2 separate regions of the Homo sapiens genome follow, and region 1 is linked to region 2. A link is an interaction called in ENCODE POLR2A ChIA-PET data of the cell type or tissue named here. Cell type or tissue: PC-3. All regions are shown on one strand. Each heading gives the region's core, and the rest is flanking DNA. Links, peaks and the distances in the headings are about the cores only. Region 1 overlaps SH3TC2-DT (SH3TC2 divergent transcript). Region 2 has its middle 13 kb from the start of ADRB2.

The links. ChIA-PET counts read pairs that join two places held together with the same protein. Peaks named below come from ENCODE experiments on the same cell type or tissue, not always from the same donor. Only the 100,000 strongest peaks of a DNase experiment are listed, where the experiment ranks them.
Region 1: POLR2A ChIA-PET joins it to region 2 with 11 read pairs; 2 of 35 experiments call an interaction of 5 or more read pairs at or near these places.

The regions. Positions count from the first base shown.
Region 1 is chr5:149,072,986-149,075,897 of GRCh38, reverse strand. The region is part of intron 2 of SH3TC2-DT (SH3TC2 divergent transcript); the gene reads right to left. Among named protein-coding and RNA genes, the nearest start is that of SH3TC2-DT, 11 kb to the right of the region's middle. RefSeq lists an enhancer at 1,699-2,898. In PC-3, for the core only: no CTCF peak of the experiment used is centred there; DNase peaks (open chromatin) are centred at 1,597 and 2,467; H3K27ac peaks cover 1,913 bases.
Region 2 is chr5:148,837,678-148,840,589 of GRCh38, reverse strand. No RefSeq gene overlaps it. Among named protein-coding and RNA genes, the nearest start is that of ADRB2, 13 kb to the right of the region's middle. In PC-3, for the core only: no CTCF peak of the experiment used is centred there; no DNase peak of the experiment used is centred there.

The DNA.
Region 1 (2,912 bases), core at 103-2,602, 240 kb before region 2:
ATAACTGCAGCTGAATCAGTGGCTGAGGCTCCAAGAGTTTGTAGCAGCAGTGGTGGCAGGGTCGGTTGTTAGAGCTCTCAGTGGAAAAGTCTTTGCGGGGGGGGTCCTCTTGTTTTTTTTTTTCCCACAGTGGGAAGAAGTAGCTGAGGGGATCCCTCTTGGTGTTGGGTCTGACACAGGCCACAGGCAGCCACAGTGGTTCTGTGTTCCAGACTACAGCTGCTTGGAGTAGCTGTGGAGTTTGGGTCCTGGCTTCAATGTCTTGTTGTACTGTTGTAGAACCTGTAAGGTGGGTGTTCACTCTCTGTGACAAGTGGATGAAGCTCCTGCACTAAACAGAGGACTGTTACTCTGAGCCACTCCCCAGTAGCTTGGGCCCAGGGGTCAGGTGTGTAGCTGTGACTCTGATGCTGGGGGTCAGGGCACAGCACTGGTATGGCTCTGGGGAGGAAGGAGTGTTCCAGAAACTTGGGCCTAGAGCCGATAGGGTACAGTGGCAACTCAGGCATCAGGAGAGGAAGTAGCACATCATGGTGACTCTGGACTCTGCAGAGGTGGAACACGACAGTGGCCCAGGGTGTGTAAGTCCAGGTGCAGTGGCAGAGAATTCCTAGAATGGAGGTGCACAGCTGTGGCTTGGGCTCTAGGAGGTGGGGAGCAGGGCAATGATAGCTCAATACCTTGGGGAGGTGCAACACCTCAGCAGCTCAGACTCCAGAGGGCTGGTTCAGATCCGAGAAGATGGAGCTCTGCAGTTGCACAGCCCAAAGGGTAGGGTGAAATAGAACAGCCAAGACTCTGTTTCCCTAGGGGGTAGGGCACCACATCTGCTCAGGCATCAGAGGTGCAGCTGCTCTGGTGAGACCATCTCTGGATCCCCAAGGGGCTTGGTGACACATGGGCTTGAATGCTGGGGTTGTGGCTACTCTCCTGGGCTGACACTGATTCTGAGGGGTGAGGTATGGGGTTGGTTATGGCTCTGGGGGCTCAGGTATGCTCTGCTGGCTCAGGCATGATTTACCCCTCCCTTATCCAGCTACTAGAGGGCAGGGATGTTGCCTACACTTCTCCCTGCTAGATGATTTCCTTATGGATTACAAGGCCTGCACAAAGAGGGCACTCGGTGCACAATTGTGGAATTAAATCCATTGAAATTATCAGGCAAGAGGATCTACTTTCTACATACACACATATGGTTGGGATGTTCTTTCTTTTTCACAAATGGGATCATATTGTATGCATTGTATTGCCAACTTTCTTTTCTTCTCCTTCTTCCTTGTGTAATAATGTCTTAGGGATCTTTCCTTGACTCTGTGAAGACCCACTTCATTCATTTTAACTGCTGGATAATCACTCCTGTATTGATGGGCATTTGAGTTCCTTCCACTCCTCACTATTTCTTGTGATGCTGCTGTTGGCTTTCTTGCACAGGCCTCTTGCTACACAGGTGTGAGTGTTTCTCCAGGAAAGACACCTGAGCAGGACTCACTGGATGGCAGGGCTCCTCTTTCCTGTCCCATTTACTGGGTCAGATGCTTAAAATCTAAATTTTCCTGAAAGACAAGTTGAACTTAGGAGAAATTCCTTTCCCTGGGAGTGGTAGGGAGTGTCAGTCCTGGGCTTGTATCATGAACTTGGCACACACACAGATACACACACACACACATGCATGCACACACACACACTTGATTCTATTCCAGCCTGCTCACCAGGAAACCTAATTTTAAAACAGGAACTAATTCATGTGTTTTTCAGCTGCATCAGGTCATTTATATTCTTCTCTAAACTGGTTATTCTAGTTAGCATTTTGTCTAACCTTTTTTCAAGGTTCCTAGCTTCCCTGCATTGGGTTAGAGCATGCTCCTTTAGCTCGGAGGAGTTTGTTATTACCCACCTTCTGAAGCCTACTTCTGTCAATTCGTCAAACTCATTCTCTGTCCAGTTTTGTTCCCTTGCTGGTGAGGAGTTGTGAACCTTTGGAGTAGAAGAGGCATTCTGGTTTTTGGAATTTTCAGGCTTTTTGAGCTGGTTTCTCCCCATCTTCGTGAATTTATCTACCTTTGGTCTTTGATGTTGGTGACCTTCAGATGGGGTCTCTGAGTGGACGCCCTTTTTGTTGTTGATACTATTCCTTTCAAACCAGGAACTAATTCATGTTAGCATCTTTTGTGGAAGCACACTGAACATGAAAGTCCTCATATTTGAGCTCTAGTATAGGATTTGTCACAAACCTTCCAAGACAATGTAGGACAAGGAACATAGCCTCTATGGTCTTAAATGGGTTTGGAGGAGATAAGGAGTAGAGGAATAGACACATTACTGTTCAAGGGCACTTTCGGTGCTAACCTTCCAGGGTGATGCTTTGGTTTTCTGCCCTTGACCTCAGGTTTGCCCATAGGAGACACAAAATGGGGAGTGGATGCTTTAAAAGCCAGTCAGCTTTCCCAGGTGAGTCAGAGTCAGCAGCTTGGTGACCTAAGCCCTGGTCAGCAGCCCTACCTTCTTTCCTGGAGCTACCACTGCTGGTTCCTCAGCTGACCCCTGGAGAGGGCAGGTTTCACATCTCATACAGAAGAAAGTCAGGAGGAAGCCTTGCCCAAGACTTAGTAGTCTATATTTCTGGTGGCTGCCAGGCCCCACCACCACAGATGCCTGGTTTGGTGTTTCTGACAAAGAAGTAGAGCTGAGTGGTAAGGCAAAGGCTCTGGGGTCACACTGCCTTTGTTCCAATCTGACCGGCAGACAGAACTGGAGAAAATCACTCAGACTCTTACTTTCCTTATTTTTAGTTGGGGGTGAATATTAAGTGAGGAATTTTCACATGAGCACATGATAAGGGCTCAATATGCATTTATGATTGTTGTTGTTAATGTCCACAACAAACACAGCTTTTAAGGTAACCAGTGGTGTCT
Region 2 (2,912 bases), core at 230-2,729:
TATTCACCTATGCTGAAGGCACATCTTTTGGAAGATGTGTGTGCAAAACAAGAACATTTAATTGCTATGACTAAAATAAAACATTTCAACCAAACACTAGTGATTTTCAAAAAGTTGAATAACTTCCCAGAGCCTGCAATTTTTACTGAGGTGTGGAACCTGGCCCTTAAAACTGGCTGGGCTGCTTCAAGTGGGTGTGAGATGGGGGCAAATCACACTGGGTCTTCCCACAGAAATACGCTGACCCAAGAGGAGTTAGGCAAAGTGAACAAAAACAGCCTCAGAAGAGCCTAAGCTGCCAGGAGGACAGGTATGGGAAGAGCACATGGTCCACAGCTTGGACTTGGTGATGGTGCATCTGGTGGCTGGCACAAGGACCGTGAAAGGCTCAGAGCTTTCGTTCTAAGCCACAGTTGATAGAGTCACTGTTGCTTACCAACCACATGAGCTCACCCAAGCTTGGGGCTTGTCAACAGTAAAAGCATCCTGGGGCTGTCCCTGGAGCAGGCAATTGCTTATCTGCAACTTGGGAGCTGTAGCTTCAGTGCTGGGGAGGGTTAACCCTGACTTTATAAGACAAGAATGCACCAGAAAATAGAGGAATACGTTGAGAAGAGCCCTAAGTCTTAGGAGGGTAGGAGAGTGTAGCAAAACTTGTGTTATTTTCTGAGCCTGAACATGAAGAACTGAATTCAGGTTCTCACCCAGCCATGTATTACAATTGCTCCATGTCCTTCAGCAAGTCTTCTAACTTCAGTCTTTGTATCTGTGAAATGGGAACAACCACGCTGACCTCAGAGTTGTCATGAGGATTAAACAAGATGGTAGATATATAAGCCCTTTACAAACTGCCCTCTGTAAATTCTGGGTCAATATGAGGAAATGTTATCATACACTGTCCCCTTGAGTGTTATGATCTGCAGCAGTGTGATGGATCTGGTCCCTTGCTAGCATAAAAAGGCAACCAACAAAGAGAAAAGAAGCATGTCTCCTACACAGCCTAAAGCAAAATGAAAAGAACTTCAACTTACATTATCAGATTCCTTTTAATTTTGGAAGGAAACATTTTCTAAGCTTACATTGGAAAACAAAATCTCAGTGGGTAGAAATCTTTAGAATATAAAAAAATTATAATCCCAACACTTTGGGAGGTGGAGGCAGGAGGATCGCTTGAGAGCAGGAGTGGTGAGACCAGCCTGGGCAACATAGATAGACCCTGTCTCTACAAAAAATAAAAACTAAACTAAAAAAAAAAAAAAAAAAAACTAGCTGGGTATGATGGTGTGAGCCTGTAGTCGCAGCTACTCAGGAGGCTGAGGTGGGAGGATTGCTTGAGCCCAGAAGTTTGGGGCTGCAGTGAGCTATGATTGTGCCACTGCACTCCAGCCTGGGTGAGACAGTGAGCTATCTACAAAAATAAATAAATGAATTAAAGAAAAAATCATTTGGGACCATATTTATGGCCTGTAAGGCTTTAGGTGAGCCTTTGCTTCTGCATGAATGTTTCCACTGATCTCCTGGAGACTATCACTGGCTCTGGTTAAAGCCCTTGCTGACTCTGCTAGTAAACAGGAGCAAAATGTACGTAAATATAGTTCTATTTCATTGGAGGGAAAATAATTCAGAGTATCGTGGCTCATAAATTACTTGGTGCTTCCTCTGCTGTGAGATGCTACACCCACTGAAGGGAAAATTGCTAATGTGTAAATATGTGTGTATGTGTGTTTATTGTGCCAAGGCGATGAGGAAAATAGACAGATATCTTGCCTTGAACAGGCTTTCCTACCGGGCTTTGTCTGTGTCTTCCTCCAGTGTTGCATACAGTGGTTGCTTATGGGATGCACTACTTCTAGTCCCACCACAGTCCCCACCAGGACCTGAAGACCTCTATGTTTCCCCATTGTTACTTGTGTTTAGTTCTCAGTATTACCAACTCTATGCAAAGAGTATTCCAGGCTTGGAGCTAGGCAAAGGCTTTGCTTACAACTCTGAGAGGGCACAAGGCAATCTTTATGTAACCCGGCCTGCCCAGCCTCCCCTCCTTGCCCAGGCCAAGAATAGTCAATGATCATGTTCTGGAAGAAACCCCACCTTGTCCCTGGGTACTCTGAGCCAAGAGGAGGGGGAGTAGAGCTGGTGGCACATGCATGAGGCCAAGCAGCAAAGCCCAGGGAAGCTACAAAGGCAGAGTGTTGAGGCTGGATATATCATTTCCCTAGTCCCCCCACCACTCCACCTCCAAGACTGGCTTAGGCCTAATGATACCCCATGAGGATGGTGTTCCTTGCCTCCCAACACATACCAGGTTTATATACATCGTGCATGTAAATACAGAGAGATGTATTCTGAGAGGCAGAGCTTGTGAGTGAATACTTATATGCATTTCTAAGAAAACATACGACTGGACACGGTGGCTCACACCTGTAATCCCAGCACTTTGGGAGGCCAGGCAGGTGGATCACCTGAGGTCAGGAGTTTGAGACCAGCCTGACCAACATGGTGAAACCCTGTCTCTACTAAAAATACAAAAAATTAGCCAGGCCTGGTGGCACATGCCTGTAATCCCAGCTACTCAGGAGGCTGAGACAGAAGAATCGTTTGAACCTGGGAGGCAGAGGTTGCAGTGAGTGGAGATTGCTCCTCTGCACTCCAGCTTAGGCAACAAGAGTGAAACTCCATCTCAAAAAAAAAAAAAAGAAAAAGAAAACACACACAAATGCATGCATGGACCCATCTGTGTGCACTTATCTATATGAGAATGCTTTTGTATAAGTAAGCATATCTTCAGAGATGTTCTCTCAAAATACTAATCTGAACTCTGCTGCAAATACATCAATAGCTTCTAAATGCTCTAAGGCTAAAGATCCAAATTCTTAATGCAGCTTAAAAGACTCTTCACAGTGTGACCCTGT